Linked DNA regions of Homo sapiens: region 1 is linked to region 2. A link is a loop called in an ENCODE intact Hi-C map of the cell type or tissue named here. Cell type or tissue: MCF 10A. All regions are shown on one strand. Each heading gives the region's core, and the rest is flanking DNA. Links, peaks and the distances in the headings are about the cores only.

Evidence for each region. Hi-C counts contacts between places; a loop is a spot of excess contacts. Peaks named below come from ENCODE experiments on the same cell type or tissue, not always from the same donor. Only the 100,000 strongest peaks of a DNase experiment are listed, where the experiment ranks them.
Region 1: a loop joins it to region 2, with 12 times the contacts of the local background. A loop is called at or near these places in 9 of 110 quality-filtered maps.

The regions. Positions count from the first base shown.
Region 1 is chr1:64,160,241-64,169,459 of GRCh38, reverse strand. The region is part of intron 8 of ROR1 (receptor tyrosine kinase like orphan receptor 1); the gene reads right to left. Among named protein-coding and RNA genes, the nearest start is that of UBE2U, 39 kb to the left of the region's middle. In MCF 10A, for the core only: a CTCF peak has its summit at 5,234; no DNase peak of the experiment used is centred there.
Region 2 is chr1:63,688,309-63,697,527 of GRCh38, reverse strand. All of the region lies in intron 1 of LOC105378771 (a long non-coding RNA gene), which reads right to left. Among named protein-coding and RNA genes, the nearest start is that of ROR1, 81 kb to the left of the region's middle. In MCF 10A, for the core only: a CTCF peak has its summit at 5,418 (motif pointing left); a DNase peak (open chromatin) is centred at 5,397.

The DNA of each region.
Region 1 (9,219 bases), core at 691-8,690, 470 kb before region 2:
CGTGATAGTGAATAAGTCTCATGAGAGCTGATGGTTCTATAAGGGGGAGTTTCCCCGCACAAGCTCTCTCTTTGTCTGCTGCCATCCACATAAGATGTGACTTGGTCCTCCTTGCCTTCTGCCATGATTGTGAGGCCTCCCCAGCCATGTGGAACTGTAAGTCCATTAAACCTCTTTTTCTTTCCATTCTCAGGTATGTCTTTATCAGCAGTGTTCAAACAGACTAATACACCCCATCAGAGGAATGATGAGCAGACCCTGGCCCTACTAAAATTAGAGGAGTATTTTTGGTAATAGGAGGGCTATCCCAGGTCCTTTTTCTCTTTGGAAGCACAGTTTTCTCTGAGATTGGTATTCCCTATGGGCTGACTTGCTTCCTGAATCTCAAGTACTGACCAGCATAGTCTACATCAGAGCAGGCATCAGTGCCACTTGTTAAAGCACAGATTGCTGGGATTGCTGGGCTCCACCTCAAGAGTTCCTATGTGGGTCTGAGATTGTCCATTTCTGACAGTTCTCAGTTGAGGAGACTCCTGCTGGCCTAGAGGCCTCACTTTGAGAGCCCCTGGAATAAATGGATGTAGTTTTCTGGATCAGTCAATTCCTTAGTGATCTGGGTCCCTTCTCTCTGCATGATGAATGACCACAATGTGTCTGATGAACCTAGTTGGGCAATTTAAACTTATCCAACTGAGAGAAAACAATACTCTTGCTTGAAAAGATGCTTTGGAAATATCAGGTAGAGAAAAATATAAGAACCATTAACCAGCATTTATTAGGTTTATATACTACATGACTACTTGTAGTCATAGCTTGGGCCATATCACCAGTTTCCTTTAGTTTCAATTAGAGCCAATCATTTAGGATATATTTTAATAGCTAGTTGCATCAGTCAGTCAACTGATACTGTATATACAATATACTGAAGAATATACATACAGACTACTATATGAGGGGCCATGAAAGAACCATGAAGAGAGAAGACATGGCTCCTATCCTAGATATCTGTAATCTGAATTTAACAATACCTACCATTTATTAAATATCTGCCATGTGCCAGACACTGAGATCCTAATAATGGCTATGATTTTTTGAATGCTTATATGTTAGGCTGTAAGTACTTTACACATATTAGCTCCTTTCATCCTCACACTAACCCCATGAGATTGGTAACTATGACTCACACCTATTTTACAAATGGAAAAACCAAAGAACAGGTCAGTTAAGTGGTCTCACAGCTGGTAGGTGGTCAATTCAGACACCAGAGCCTGCCTTGCTAATGACCACACTATACTCCTTGTCTGCTCTCGGACATAAAGTGCTTAATGCATCAACCCATTTAATCCTTATCACAATTCTGTGAGATTCATATTACGACTGCCCCCATTTTATGGATAAGGACATAAGGCATTCAGTGGTTAAGTAGCCTGCCTAAAGAAGCACAACTATTAAGTGGTGATGCCAAGATTCAAATCCAAGAATGTCTGACACCAAAGTTGCAGAGCTTTCTGGGAAGAGGAGGCAGACTTTCCATCTGATCCTCAAAGGACTCTACATTTTAAAAGCATGAGGACCATTGATGCAAAAGTGAAATGCTCAAGGTATAAGAGCTCTCTGGTTTTTGAGTTAGACCTCACTCCGTTGATGCTCTGTTGTCTCTGCTAGCTAGTTGACTGGGATAGATGAACAAAACCTGTCCATGGCAACCTTCACCTGAATTGAGCATGAGAGCCCTGGAGAGTATATAGATGTAAGATTTCTTAGTACCTAGACTTGGCTGTTGACATGGATCTGCTTGACTCCAAAACCTATTTTCCTTTCTTGTGCATTTTACTGGTTCTTAGGTAAACAGTGTTAGAATTATGAAACAATTGACTCTACTCATAAATGGAAATGATTACATTTTAAAAGCTTAGAGGCCACAGCCATTTTGTTTTGGGAGGTTATGGACATTTTCAAAGACTACAGCTGGATTAAGTGCCTTCTGGCTTATGCAATCAAGTTCTAGAGGGAGTTTCAACCAATATTTTGCCACACTTGCTTGGAGTTCAGCTGCATTTCTCTGGAAGTGATTTAACTTCAGAAGCATTTCTTTTCTCTATAACGTAACTTTCTGATAGTTAGCTTGAATGTTTGGTGGTGAGCAGGGTTGATTCTGTGGTTGAGTTACTTTATAATGCCAATGGGAGAGGTTCTATTCTGCCTGGAAATAGACAGAACAGATGCCAGTAATTTTAATGTCAGCTTGAGCCATCACGTGCTCATAACTTGGGCTCATATATTTCAGTCAGCCTGAAAATAAAGGCAGTAGAGGCAAATAGAAAAGCACTGGGCTCTGCACCTGAGCAGACCTGGGTTCAAGTTTGGCTCTGTCACTTAATAATTTGTGACTTTGGGCCAATTCTGAATCTGAAGCCTCAGTTTTCTCATCCTAAAAATCAGACTTAAATTAGTACCTACTTCATAGGGTTATTACAAAGATTCTATTGAGATATTGAAGTACTTTAGTCCGTTTATGATGCCAATTTATAATATAGTCATTTATAGGACTTGTTTTTCCCAGAAGTAGAGTTTCTATAGACATTGGTTTAAGCTGAGGTTATGTACCGGGCAGCCTCCCAGCCCTCACTGTCAGACCTTCTCCACCCTGATGGATTTTATCCAGGATGTGAGCAGGGTGTGGGGCAGGAGAATGTATGCTAACAGGATGGACACAAGGAATACGAGAGCTGTCCAAAGAGCTACCTCTATAATCTTTGCTGGGATTCTCTTGCCTGTGTCCTCACCCCAGTTAATGCTGTGCATTGCTGGATCCTATAGCTTCCTCCCCAGCCCACAGTATCCTATGTTTGCACAGCATTTGCTTCATTAATCTATGTTTGCACAGCATTTGCTTCATTAAAAGAGCTGTAGTCAAAACACTGCTCAAAGAAATCAGAGATGACACAAACAAATGAAAAAACATTCCATGCTCATAGATTGGAAGAATCAATATCATTAAAATGGCCATACTGCCCAAAGCAATTTACAGATTAAATGCTATTCCTACTCAACTACCATTGATATTCTTCACAGAACTAGAGAAAACTATTTAAAAATTCACATGGAACTAAAAAAGAGCCCAAATAGCCAAGAAAAAAGAACAAAGCTGGAGGCATCATGCTAGCTGACTTCAAACTATACTACAGGGCTACAGTAACCAAAAGAGCATGGTACTGGTGCAGAAACAGACACATAGAACAATGGAACAGAATAGAGAACTCGGAAATTAGATTGCACACCTACAACTACCTGATCTTTAACAAACCTGACAAAAGCAAGCAGTGGGGAAAGAATTCCCTAGTAAAATAAATGGTTCTGGGATAACTGGCTAGCTATATGCAGAAGATTGAAACTGGACCCTTTCCTTATACTATGTACAAAAATTAATTCAAGATGGATGAAAGACTTAAATGTAAAACCCTAGTGGCTCATGCCTGTAATCCCAGCACTTTGGGAGGCCAAGGCAGGTGAATCACTTGAGGCCAGGAGTTTGAGACCAGCCTGGGAAATATGGCAAAACCTCATCTCTATGAAGAAAGACAAAAATTAGCCACGTGTGGTGGTACATGCCTGTAGTCCCAGCTACTCAGGAGGCTGAGGCATGATAATTGCTTAAACCCAGGAGGTGGAGGTTGCAGTGAGCTGAGATCACACCACTGCACTTCAGCCTGGGTGACAAAGCGAGATTCCATCTCAAAAAAAAAAAAAAAAAAAAAGTAAAACCCGAAATTATAAAAATCCTGGAAGACAACATAGGCAATACCATTCAGGATATAGGCACAGGCAAAGATTTCATGACGAAGACACCAAAAGCAATCAAAACCAGAGCAAAAATTGACAAATGGGATCTTATTAAACTAAAGAGTTTCTGCACAGCAAAAGAAACTATCAACAGAGTAACACAACCTACAGAATGGGAGAAAAATTTTGCAAACTATGCATCCGGTGAAAGTCTTATATCCAGCATTTCTAAGGAATTTAAAGAAAAACAACCCCATAAAAAGGACATGAACAGACACTTTTCAAAAGAAGACATACGTGTGGCCAACAAACATATGAAAAAAAGCTCAACATCACTGATTATTAGAGAAATGCAAATCAAAACCACAATGAGACACCATCTCACACCAGTCAGAATGGCCATTATTAAAAGGTCAAAAAACAACAGATTCTGGCGAGGTTGCAGAGAAAAAGGAACGCTTATACACTGTTGATGGGAGTGTAAATTAGTTCAGCCATTGTGGAAACCTAAAATATCTAAAGACAGAAATAGCATTTGACCTAGCAATTTAAATCCTGGGTATATACCCAAAGGAATATAACTGATTTTATTATAAGGACACATGCACATATACGTTCACTGCAGCACTATTCACAACAGCAAAGACATGGAATCAACCTAAAGGCCCATCAGTGATAGACTGGATAAAGAAAATGTGGTACATACAATATACTCCATGGAATACTATGTGGACATAAAAAAGAATAAGATCACATCCTTTGCAGGGACATGGATGGAGCTGGAGACCATTATCCTTAGCAAAGTAACACAGGAACAGAAAACTAAGTACCGCATGTTCTCACTTTTAAGTGAGAGCTAAATGTTGTTCTCATAGACACACAGAGGGGAACAACACACCCTGGGGCCTTTCAGAGGGTGGAGCTTGGGAGGAGGGAGAGGATCAGGAAAAATAACTAATGAGTACTGGGCTTAATACCTGGGTGATCAAATAATCTGTACAACAAACTCCCATGACACAAGTTTACCTACATAACAAACCTGCCCTTGTACACCTTAACTTAAAATAAAAGTTAAAAAAAAGATCTGTACTCATCAGTTATAACAATAATAGTAATTTCTGGTTATTAAGTACCTGTGAGGTGCCAGACATGCTATCTCAAAGTGTAAAAAATATCCCTTTTAAGTACTATTCTTATCCTTGCCTTATGGATGAGAAAATAAAAGGTTCAGAGAAGTTAGTTATTTGCTTAAGATCTTGTGGCCAGTTGACAGCAGAGCCAAGATTTGTAATCATATCTCTTTGTCTCTACACTCTTGCTCTTTGAAGTGTATCAGACTACTTTCCAGAAATAAACTAAGAGAAAAGTGTGGCTGGAAAGGTAAGCTAGGCCCCGATAGTATGGACTTTTGGGTGGCAGGATTTTGGTGGCAAGAATTTTATAACTTGAAACTGGGCCTTCCAGGTTGGGAAATCATTACACTCAAGGGGGAGCTAGAGCAATGCCAGAGGATGAAATCAGCTCAAGAGAATGAGAGAGGAAAAGAATGTCAGAGGATGCTCCCATTAAGGGAATTAAAAGAACTAGTGAAGGAAGTGTGGGAAGCAGATAGGAGGAAAGTCAAGGGGAAAAAAAAATATATTTCAGGATGGTGGTTAAGAATATCAAAGGCTCCAGAGAAATTAAAGGGGAGGAAGACTTGGCAAAGGTCACTGGATTAAATAACATCACTGGTGCTTCCCAAGAGGCCCATGTTAATAGAATGGTGAGCTCAGAAGTGTTGGGAGACAATAGCTTTAAGGAGTGAGTGGAAAAATTATCGAGGATATTTTAGCATGAAGTGTGGTGACATTTGGTAAGAACAGCAAATTAAAAAGGGTAGCCAGACTCCAGCAGGGCTTTTAGATGGAAGCATGTTGCTGGCAAAAGGGACAGGGCCAGAGAATGTAATCAAATTTCAGTATATTCAGCAACTACTTTGGCTGGAAAGGAAAACGGAGAGATGAATTGTCTGGAAGTGAAAAAGGAGAGAAGCTGGCAAGAGATGAGGGTAAATTGAGAAGTAAAACACAGCCATCAGCTTTGGAAAGCTGGGCCAGTCTTGCTTTCTTTCCCCTGCGATGTTCCTTACATCAGCCAGGAGCTGCAGGAGTTCGACTCATGGGGGCTGTCCAGGCTTTGGCTGCATCTCACACCCCTGGCCTGCCTTGACTCTTCCTCGCCCCCATTCTCAGACTCCTCCATCTTTTTTTCTTTTTTTGAGATGAGTCTCACTCTGTTGCCTAGGCTGGAGTGCAGTGGCATGATCTTAGCTCACTGCAGCCTCAAATTCCCAGGCTCAAGTAATCCTCCCACCTCAGCCTCCCGAGTAGCTCTGAGTATAGAGATGCACCACCATGCCTGGCGAATTGTGTGTGTGTGTGTGTGTGTGTGTGTGTGTGTGTGTGTGTGTGTTTGTAGAGATGGGGTTTCCCCATGTTGCCCAGGCTGGTCTTGAACTCCTGGGCTCAAGCGATCTGTCCAGCTTGGTTTCCTCAAATGCTGAGATTACAGGTGTGAGCAACCATGCCCCTCAGACTCCTCCATCTTTTAACCTCTCTGTCTGCCTAACCTCCAGGCAGGTGAGGAGCCAGGAGGCCTGGGCTGAATGGGACCCATCCTGTTCTTGAAGGGGAGACTCTGCCCCCTCCCTGCTCCCACAGTAGCACATACCACAGCTTCTCTCCCTTACCCAAGCAAGCTTACAGAATGCTGTTTTCCAGAGTCATACCTGGCAGGGGATGTAGGGGCAAGGGAAGGAGAAGCAAAGGAAAAGAAACAGAGAAGGGAATTTAGAGTTTCCAGGCTCCTCTGAGAAGGTTCAATTTCTGCTGTACTAAAAGAAGAAAAAACAACCTCACTCAGATTGTAAAATTTGTAATGCAATATAGAAAATCCTGCTTAGTTTAGGCAACACTACAGTACTCGTTAGAGGATTGAATGGCTTCAAATCTTTGGCTAAACAAAATAACAGGAAAATAAACAGTCTTATACTTGAATGCAGTCTACTTCTTCTCCTGAACAGCTGAGAAAATTGAACTGCAAAAAGCTAGATGGCTTCTCAGAGTCACAGAGCAGTTGGCATGGGAGCCAGGACATCTCCATCTTCCTGATTGTTCGGCGTTAAGGTGCCTCTCTGGTCCACTGGCTTCCTTTGCCCACAGATCAGAAGGAAACTCATGGCTCATCAAAAGCTTTTACTTCCAACTGCACTGTCCTACCTCTCTGGGGACCCAAGCCGGGCCTCGTCAGCCAGTCTGTCGGCAGCTCCCTATTGTCCTCTCTCAAGGGTATCAGTTTCTAATCTCCCACAGGAGCCTCTTCTTCTCAATCCAAACACTCAGGAGAATTTTAGCGGCTCAGCAAGTGAAGAGAGATGGAAGCAGAGAGTTTAAACCCTGAAGGGCACATTCATTTGGATAAATAAGAACCCTAGAGTCTCTGACTTTTGAATTGGCCAAGGGGAAAAAAGAATAAGGCTAGGGCAGACTGGCTTCTATCCTTCATTCCTTTTTCATCCTCGCCTCCAAATATTCTTTTGATTTTGCTCTGGTGGAGTGTTTGTTTTCAGGACTTTTCTTTGTTTCTTTCTTATGTGTGTCCTTTCCTTTTAGATTTTATAGGTACATGTAATATTTATGTGTCAGTGACCTTCCAAAGCAGTTTTAGAGATTTTCTGTTTACATTTAGGAATTTTCTTTAAGGTCTACAGAGTCCTTTGTGCTTTTTCCAGGAAAGGCACTCAGTAAGAACCAAAACAAACAATTGAATAACTCAAATTTGATCGGAGCCAAGTCCCTTAGAAGTGTAAGAAAAAAAAAAGTTAGCATTTGTTTTTGTTGTTTCCTTTCCCCTCCCCAACCCATTCAAATATTTAAGCCATTTCTACTTCTCTGGTTCAGGAGTTTAAGGCTAAGCTCTAAGCCTCATAGTGGACAAATCTTGACACTGGGAGATTTAGCAAGGCACACCTCAGAAATGATCCAGAAACTATGAAAACAATGTTTACTTCACCCAGTCTCTGGGAAAACTCATGCCAGTATATTTCACATTTGTCTCTGACCATGAAGGATGGGGAACTATTATTGCTCTAGCCAAATTGTACATGTCCCTGGCAGGGCTAGGGCTACATCATTCAGAGACTGCCATGCAGGCCCCTTAAATATTTGTCAGAAGCCAGGAGAATGCCTGTGGTTACTCTGAAGCACAAACTGACCAAATGGGATCACACTCAGTTGCTTGCCTAACCCTCCCTCCTCCTTCCCAACTTGATCTGTTCTGTGAAAAAGTTATCACGGATTCTGCAAGAGCAAGGGCCAGCTCTATTTAGAAAAGGTGAAAGATCCTGTATTCACATTTTATTGCTTCTAATAACTAGCTCTTGGACCTTGGGGAAGTTACTTAGTCTGTTTGTGTCTCAATTACCCTGGTTGTACAATAGTAATAATAATACCTGCCTTATATAATAGCTGTGAGGATTAAGTGTGATAATGGATGTAAAAGCTCCTGGTATTGTTCTTGACAGTTTGTATTCATCGATATATATATTAGCCTTTTTTCTATTTATGCCACAAAGCTCTCTGGAATTTCTGTTGGAGATCATGTGATATAAAACAAACCTCCACTAAAAATGTAATTCAATTGCAGATTAAGGCTAACCCACAAAATTGATAATTTCTAAAAATGGAAATGATTCTTCCATGGTTCCTGCCCTGGCAATGAGGAGTACATCTTTCCAGGATGGTGGCTACTGCACCAAACTGCCGTCTGCTGTAACCAAAATGATCTAGGTCTCTCCCCCGCCCAGAGTTCTGGTGTTTCTAAGACTTCTCAACATTTACCAACAGAAATGAAAGGGAAAGAGTCTCATGGAACAATGACTCTTACACTAGAAGCTTGAAGTCATGAGCTAGGTAAAAGTATCTGCCAGGTCAACTAGGTGAATGTGTAGCAATATTAACCCCCATCCATTTGCTTTCACTACTTTTATAGTAGCACTAAGTAGTAAGGATTAAATGTGATATTATATAAAATGCTATAATATATGTAAATCAGCTAGCTAGAAGCTGGGATGTCAAAAGAGTTGAATCCCTACCCTGCCCATCCTCCAGGCTACTGTGTGAACTCTATGGTCTTCAGGATTTGTAGGGTTTTTTTTTTGTTGTTTGCTTGTTTTTAATGATAAAAATTCACACTCAGCAAGAGATCAGTGGTTTTGCTGAATACAGAATATATACACTGAATTTTTAGCATTTAAGGAATTCCAAATCCTATTAATAAATATGACTTTATAATAGCAAAAATCTTTTCAAGATTTTTTAGATAAAAAAAATTTAAACAGTAAAGCAGAAAAAAAAATGAGGGCTCTGTGTCAGCCCAATTACGCTACTCCATTTA
Region 2 (9,219 bases), core at 649-8,648:
TCCAGGAGTGGCCTATAAAATCTCCTACACAATCCTCCATGTTTTCTTTCTTCCTGCTTTTGCCAACAGATGAAGAAGGTTCAGAAAAGGACTTTGAGGCCCCACAAAATGAGGGAGCCATAAAATGGATGGATCCTGGATCCTTATCACTGCATGGAGCAGAGGCTCCTGCCAACCCTACGTTGTCTGGACTTGATATGAAAAGAAATAAATTTTCATTATGGGAAGCCACTAAAACTTAGGGATTTTTTGTTGCAGCATTTAACCTGTCCTGACCAATGCACGGCCCTTCACCTTTTGGTCCCTGCACTCTCCGCAGACCTTACATTTTTCTGTTCCAAGAAAGACCATCAGAGAGTCCTTCATCTTCCTTCTGCTGCATCCTTGACTTGTCTATTTGTCTTCTCCCTTGCATTCTCCATCCCCACCATCCACCAGGATGAATCCATCCACCTGGGTCCTTGACCTCATCCTTCTATCGCTTTGTATTCTGTTGACTGTACTCTGCCTAAAAAAAATACATTCAACTTTCTTCTCTCCTTAAATACAAGATAGTCCCATTCAGTGTTTGAGTAGCTGAGATAAATCATCCTCCTTATCATCCCAGGAGTCTGGAGAGATGGAGAGATACCCAGATTCCACAGATAGATATGGGGTTCAGGCAGGGGTCCATGTCTCCCTGGAGCTCCCTTGATCTGGCCCTTTGAAGGGGATACCTATTACCTAAAATAAAGCATGTGGATAAAATTTTAAAAAAAGAAATAAAGTATGTGGAAGGTGTTTATCAATTTGAATCCTCCTAAAGCAACTGACCTATTTGCCTCTGACCCTTCGTGTCTTAGTCTGGTTGGGATTCTATAAAAAATATCATAACCAAGTAGCTTATAAACAACAAGAATTTATTTCTTACAGTTCTGGAGGCTGAAAAAGTCCAAGATCAAGGCAGATTCAGTATCTGGTAGGGGCCCAATTTTCGGCTCATAGACAGCACCTTCCACATGGCAGAAGGGGCAAAAGGTCTGTCTCAGGCTTCTTTTTTTTTTTTTTTTTTTTTTTTAAGATGGAGTTTTGCTCTTTCACCCATGCTGGAGTGAAGTGGTGCTATCTCAGCTCACTGCAACCTCTGCTTCCCCAGGTTCAAGTGATTCGCCTGCCTCAGCCTCCCGAGTAGCTGGGATTACAGGCATAAGCTACTACGCCCAGCCTCAGGCTTCTTTTATGAGGGCACTAATTTCATCCATGAGGGTTCCAACCTCATGACCCAATCACTCCCAAATGCCCCACCTCCTAATACCATCACCTTAGGGTTGGGGATGTCAACATATGAATTTGGGGGCACAGAAACAAGCACTTCACAAGTTAATTTCTGATGAATAGGTCAGAGTTACTCTTTCTGCCTTACCACTCATTGACACCTTAGCCCACAGCAATCTGGCTTCCTCTCCCACTGCTGTCATGATACTTCTCATTCAAAGATCATTAGTGATCTCTAACTGTCAGCTCCAAGGGACTGTTCGCAGGCTTTTTCCAGCTTAATCTTTCAGAAGTTCCTGACACCTGACCAGCCTCTCCTCTAACTCACCCTTGCACAATGTTTTCAGCCCTTCTCTCTCCTGGTTCTTTCTGCTGCCTCTAAATGGAGGAGTGCCCCCATATTCTGCTCTCAGCCAACTCTTTTCTCTCTAAATTTGCTTATTTGGCAAATAGGGCTATTATTGCTACAGATAATAAAAACTAGCGTCTATGGAATATGTATCTGAGACAAGTGCCAAGCATACCACATGCATTATCCTGCCTAACCCTAACAAAAACTCTGTGAGGTTAGTGGTGTCATAATCTCATTATAAAGATGAGAAAGGCTAGGCAAAAAGCAAGGTTAAGTAAGTTGTGCAATGCCACATGGCTGGCATGGGTTGGAGCTAGACAAGGCCAGTGCCTGCCCATAGCATGCCCTTTTTCAAATATGAAATCACCATTCTCGTCCACTTCCAAAAAGGGCACCCTATGGGCAGGCACCGGCTTTCCTCTGGGCAGGTGCAGCCCCATTTCAGAGTACTTGGTTTGGTAAGCACAGGGAGCATTTAGCCCCACTCATCTCCTTAACCAAGCTCCCTACTGCAAGGCACAAAGTACAAGAGTGTACAAGGCACTCATGGAGCCAGAATTCAAACCCTGGCCTCTCTAACTCCAGAGACACCGTGTCTCACCAATCCCCTATGCCCCTACCTCACAGCATGTTGTGAGGATTAAAACTAAACAGATCATGAATGTAGAGCACTTGGCTCAGAATTTGATGTGTAAGAAGTACGTGATATAAAATAGTCACTATTATTGTCATATTATTCATATCACCATTCCCATCCACTTCTAAAGCTTCAACAAACTCATTCATCAAATGTTTAATTATTGCTCATGTGCCAAGCAGTACGCCAGGTGCTGAGGTTTCAAAGATGAATAAAACACTGTCACTGCCTCATTGTATTGAAAATCTAGCAGGAAAGAAAGCCACACAAACAATGAACTGAAAAAGTGCCAAGCACAGTAACCAGAGGTGATACAAAGTGCTGTGTGAGCACAGAGAAAGCATTACACCAGTCTGGGTTAGGGACAAGGACCAAGCAGATTTTATGACGGCTTCAGAAGGGAAGGAAAATTTTAAAGGAGTCTGGATCGTTAGATGCTGGCTAGTCTAGATGACTTGGAGGGACAATCTAGAGAGAGGAAACTGCAGGAACAAAAGCAAGGCATGGCAATAGGGAAGGACATGGTTATGTGGCCTGGAGTTTGCACTTGTCAACCAGAAGTCATTGAAAGTATCTAAGCAGGGCTGGGATGCAGTCAGATCTTGGTTTTAGAAAGCCCTGGCATCTATAACAGTGTTTGCACATAGTAGGAGCTTAGTAAATGTTTAGAAAAATGGATGAATGAATGAATGGCTTGAAGGAAACCTAGCCTCCATGGTATAAGCACTGAAGACATTCACACATCAATTTTAAAGTCCTCTGGGGTTGCATAAACATGTGTGCTCACACTGTACTGTGGGAACAAACTTGTATTTACAGAATGTTAGCACTGAAAGAGTCCCTGATGAGGAACCACTCCTGTCTAACTCTACCAACCCAGAAGCTGAGGCCCAGAGAGGGAAGTGGCTTGTTGAAGTGATTCATCTCATGACCCAGTCTCAATTTTGGCTGCTGCAAGTGTGACCATCCATAAGTCTAATGGCCTTTCTAAGTTTCTGATTTGATGAGGTGCTTGCTTTAGGGATTCTGTTTTTTCTCGAACACACATCTTTCATATTTCTATCTCCATAACTTGCTTATATGCCTGGGCCCCTGCTAGAATGCCTGCATCTGTATTCTTTCCAAAGATGATTCATCCTTCAAGCCTCTTTTCCTCCAAGAAGCCTCCCCTGACTACCCTGGCATAAGCGGTCTTTACTTTCACTAGCAGCAGTTCTTGAATACTTATTGTATGCTAAGAACTGTGCTTGGCAATTTACATTCATGCATTATTTATATGTAATAAATGTAAAATGTGTTTACATTTATTACTTAATCTTTACAAGAGGCCTATTAAATGTGGGCTATTGTTATCCCCAGTTTACAGAAAAGGGAATGAAATCCCCATCAATATAAGAGCTAGTCGTGTACTACACAGTGGGTTAAATTCTTTCCATGGATTATCTAGATTATCCTCACAACAACCCCATTAAGTTGGTACTGTTACTATCATTTTCACTGAACTGACAAGAAACCTGAGTCTCAGAATGGTGAACTTATTCAGATTCTCACAGAGATTAGGTCATGCATCCAGGATCAAACCCAGCCCCACTGGCTTCCCAGTGAGGATGATGACTTGCCCAGGGTCATCCCCAAGCACAGGTGGTACCCCCTGATCTGAAAGCCCATGCTTCACCCCCTGCTCTAGACAGCCTTCCATCACCCAACTGTCCATCCAAACCACCACTCACTTGGTTCTTTTTCTTGGTGGTTTTTTGTTTTTTGTTTTTGAGGCAGAGTCTCGCTGTGTCACTCAGGCTGGAGTGCAGTAGCAGGATCTCTGCTCACTGCAACCTCTGCCTCCCAGGTTCAAGCAATTCTCCTGCCTCAGCCTCCCGAGTAGCTGGGATTGACAGGCACCCACCACCATGCCTGGCTAATTTTTGTATTTTTAGTAGAGATGGGGCTTTGCCATGTTGGCGAGGCTGGTCTCGAACTTCAGACCTCAAGCGATCCACCTGCCTCGGCCTCCCAAAGTGCTGGGACTACAGGTGTAAGTCACCATGCCTGGCCCTCATATTATTTCATTAATGAATTATTCTTTACCCTTTAGATGGTATTTATTCATTTGTGTGTTGATTCATTGACTCTGTAAATATGCTTAGAACTTATGCTAAATGCCAGCTCTTTGAAAAGGTGTTTGATGAACAAGTCAACATGGTCTCTGGTCTCACAGAGTTTGCAATATGTTGGAGTGCCTTTTAAGTGGCAATCCTCATATTATTTATCTCTTTTTTTTTTTTTTTTTTTTGAGTCAGTCTCAGTCCATCACCATATTGGCCAGGCTGGTCTTGAACTCCTGACCTCAAGTGATCCACCAACCTTGGCTTCCCAAAGTGCTGGGATTACAGGTGTGAGCCACCGCGCCAGGCCCTTTACTTGTTATTAAATAGCATGTTTGTTCCTATGTTTTTCTTCTCTAGCTGGATCACAATTTCCTTCTGAACAGAAAACGTGCCTTTGAAACCTCGGTATCCCAACACATGAGTGCTTATGCAGTATTGATTAATTGGTTGATTAATAAGATGACTCAACTACAGAATTAATTTTGCATTTTTTTTTTTAGTATGGAGGTGTTTGTATAAACCAGCAGCCCAAAGGTACATTGCAGAAATGGTGATTGCAAATCCCATTTACTTTTCATACCTTATAAAGTACAGCCCAAAATAAAAATGTCATGTGCTTAAAAGAAAAAAAAAATTGAAATTCATATCTCTCTTGAAGGATTACCTTTTTTAAACACCCCTGAGTCCCTAGAATGCCACCAAGTAGTTGCTCTATAAATACTGTTAATCAATTGGTGCATAGAGACACATTATATCTTAACAGTGAGGAATATTTTTGTTAGGTTTTTGGTCCCCTAGACTTTTATTGTAGCTTAAGTCCCATTGATTTTACACTGGACCTGATTTCTTTATGTGAATTTCCTTCCTCAATAACATAAGGGCCTACTCCCTGAGAACAGATTGTAAAGTTTTGAAATAGCTTTGTACAAGGAAAAAAAAAAAAAGCAAGCAAGCAAGAAAGAAAAGATTTTACTGCCAGACTATTTTTCCAGCTCTTACATCAGAAGTCAGATGTTGCCTGTTGGTTTCCTTCGCTAAGGACCAGCTTTAATCCATCGTGTTGTCGCCTTCTACTGGTGACAAATGGAAGGTGACTTGTTCTATAAGGCTAGGGCGTGGAAGCTTTTTGCCTTTAAAATATTCAGCTGCTTTTGTAGCTAAGAACATTTTGTTTTCAACAGTAAATCTACCAGCCGGTGGCAGGCTCGATTTACTCACCTAAATAAAAATCTTTCCCCAATTCTCAGGGCCCTCCAGGACTAATTTTACAGCAACTCTTACTTTCATTGTATCATATTCATATCCTACAATTTCACTCCATCAGAGCTTCTCCTAAGGAACTCTATTTTTCATCATTGTTTCCTCTGCACCTAGCACAGGTCTGGAGACAGAGTAGTTACACAATAAATGTTCATTGAATACATGTATGTGGAAATTAATTAAAGCATGAAAGGAAGGGAGCTCCAGAGGGAGATTTTCTTTTAATTTTTTTTTTTGTTTGAGACGAGGTCTCACTATGTTGCCCAAGCTGGTCTCAAACTCCTGAGCTCAAGCAATCCATCCGCCTTGGCCTCCCAGACAAACTGCTAGGATTACAGGCATGAACCACCGCGCCTGGCTAAGAGAGGGAGATTTTCTATATGTCTCTCAGCTGGTGGCAAGCTGCAGAAAGCCACATTTGGTTTCGTCATCAAGAAGTGCTTCAAAATTTTCATCAGCAGATTCTAAAATCAGGGTAAAAACTATTTTTTCCCTTTTCCTCTTTTTCCTGTAGCTGAGCAGAATTAAATGCCTGACATTGTTTAAATCAAGGTCATTAGGCTCTCAGACTCTCAGGCTGTGCTTTTCACTTTTTTCTTTGAGGTTCTTGGTAATTGCAGGGCAGCTGAGTTTTTTTTTTTTTTTTTCTAGAAGGCAGAATCAAAGAAACTAGTCAGCATAGCTGTGATGGACATTTGCAGGTTGTACTGTCTAGCATCAATCTTCCTTTCCATTAGGGGAACACCTGTTGTGGGTAGCTTGAAGGGACAGTGCCCTGCCTCCTTCTCCTGGTCTCCTGGCAGCCACGAACCTGGCATGTAAGCCAACATCAGCCAGTTGAATACTCTTTGACTCATGAGGGGATGGTGAAACTTGAAAGGTCATTACAGTTATTTTATAGTAGCAGTTGTGGGGGTGAAGGGCACAGACCCAGGGATAAGCTTGGCTGGAGAGTCCATGCTTCCATCAGGAGGCCATGCCCCAGACATAGCACCTTCCAGGCAGTGAAAGTTGGGGCTCCAGCATCTCCAAGCGTCTTGGCCCTCTGGAGTTGTCTTGTGTAATGGTTAATATTGTAATATTGTAATGGTTAATATTGAGTGTCAACTTGATTGGATTGAAGGATGCCGAGTACTGTTCCTAGGTGTGTCTGTGACGGTGTTGCCAAAGGAGATTAACATTTGAGTCAGTGGACTGGGAAGGTCAGACCCACCTTAATCTGGGTGGCAAAATCTAATCAGCTGCCAGCGCAGCCAGAATAAAAGCAGGCAAAAGAACATGGAAAGAGTAGACTGGTTTAGTCTTCTGGCCTACATCCTTCTCCTGCACTGAATGCTTCCTGCCCTCAAACATTGGACTCCAAGTTCTTCACCTTTGGGACTCAGACTGGTGTCCTTGCTCCTCTGCCTGCAGATGGTCTATTGTGAGACCTCACCTTGTGATTGTGTGAGTCAATACTCCTTAATAAACTCTCCTTTATATATACATCTATCCTATTAGTTCTGTCCCTCTACGGAACCCTGACTAATACACCTTGGCTCTAGCCTCTGTTCCAAACATGGTCTTCCAGACTTTCTGGAAATTTTGTGAGCCCACATTGGAAGATTTTCCAATTAATTACCCTTTTGACTCAACTAAACCAAAATCAGTTTCTGCTACTTGCATTACTTGCATCTGAAAAAAATTTAATGAATTTATAATGAGCAAAGGAAAAGAGAAGTCAAAAAAAAAGAGAAAGAGAAAAAGAATGAAAAAAGGAAGGAAGAAAGGAAGGAAGGGAGGGAGGGAGATGAAAGAGAAAGATCCTGGAGTCTTCTGGTTGGCAAATGTGTGCCTATCATATGCTCAATGTATAGTAGGCACTAAAGTTGGATCAAAGAAAAGTTCCTTTATGAAAAACATTAACATATTACAGGATGCTTGTTTGGTAGTCTCCTTACCTGATCCCCATCTCAGCTCTAGAGTTGAGTCAGATAAACTCAAATCACCTACTCAAAGCATGTGGTCCATCCAGCAGGAACCACCTGTGAACTTGGAGAAATGCTGAATCTCAAATGGTCCCCAGACTTACTGAATCGGAATCTGCACTTACACAAGGTCCCCAGTGCACATTACAGTTTGAGAAACACCGTCTGTGAGACCATAATTACGTTGCTTACTCTCTCATGTCTCAGAGTTTTCATCTGTACAATGTAAAAAATAATAAGACCTAATTCATGTATACGGTAGAAGCATATGAAATTGTAAGTATTAAACCAGTTTGACCTATTCTAACCTACTACTTGTTTTTAGGATTCAATCAAACTTTCCATAGAAAGTGCTTATCACAGTGCCTGGCACAAAGGTAAAATCGGAAAGCCTGGGATGTGGAGAAATGCCTGCACATGGGTGCCCTGCTATTGTGTGTTGGGTTACCTCTCCAGCCTTCACTGTGGCCATTCTAAAATGGGTGCTGTTGTGGATTCATTCATTTAGTGGAAAAATACAGGCTGCCTGTTGTGGCCAGGCACTGTGCTAGGGGCTGGTGATACCGCAGGGTGGCAGAGCTGCTATGCCCCCTCAGGTCTTCTCATTTTGCGGTTAACTGGCCCAACAGACTCTCAGCACCCATATGTCTTTGCTTTAAGGCCTTTCTTTTTTTAAATGGAGGAAACCTGCCATACCCATGTACAAGACAGAATAGACAAGTCTTAGAATTAACACCCCCAGGGCAGCTCTAGCTCCCCCACTCCTCAGGCAGGTAAACTCTAAGGCAGGTATTTGACATTAGCTCCCAGTGTGTCCCCAGTGGAGTTAAGCTCCAGCTTCCCAGATGGTAAGGTGATTTAAAAAATTCATTCTTCACTGGTCTCCTTCCCTACCCTGCCTCGCCTCCCTACTCCCCTACAAGAGTTGCCTGAGACCACTTCCTAAATAAACCATTTGCACTAGAATCTTAGTCTTGGAGCCTGTCTGTGAGGAAGCCCCCCTCAAGATGAGCTACATCCCTGCCCTCAGAGGCACACCCTGGCTCCAATCATTTGCTGTGCTATCAGATATTATTTTTGAATTATTTACTTAACAGCTATTAAGTGGGGCTGGGGATTTCCTATGAACAAATGTCATAAGTAAATGCTGATTTCCTATGAATAAATACTGTTTACAGAAATGACCCAATTACTACTTCTTGTTTACTGGCCAAAGCAGAATCTATGTTCAGGAAAATTTGACAATATTTCCACCCTTTCTAGAGTTCTGGTTCCCTCTTGGGTTTTCCTTGCTGACTTCCTAAAGTGGACTTCTTAAAAAGGCACTTTAAAAGGTTTTGAAAATTAGAAAGTTCCCGGCAAATAGCACGAACTATGCATTCATCCTGTGGTTTTTAGAACTTCAGCAGATTATGCATGAGTCCCACACATAAGAATTTTTGAGTTTCACAAAAACTCAGCAGAGATTAGCCTGGGCCAGCAAGTGTGTGCTTCATTCCATTCCCACTGACGGTCGCCATCTCCCTCGGTGGGAGCAGAACCAGTTTACATCTTGCCAATTTAATCCCATGATGTCTCGGTCCCCTGTGTAACTCAGCATCCTGGCTGGCCACTGCCTGGCTGTCCCTGTATTCACCTTCACCT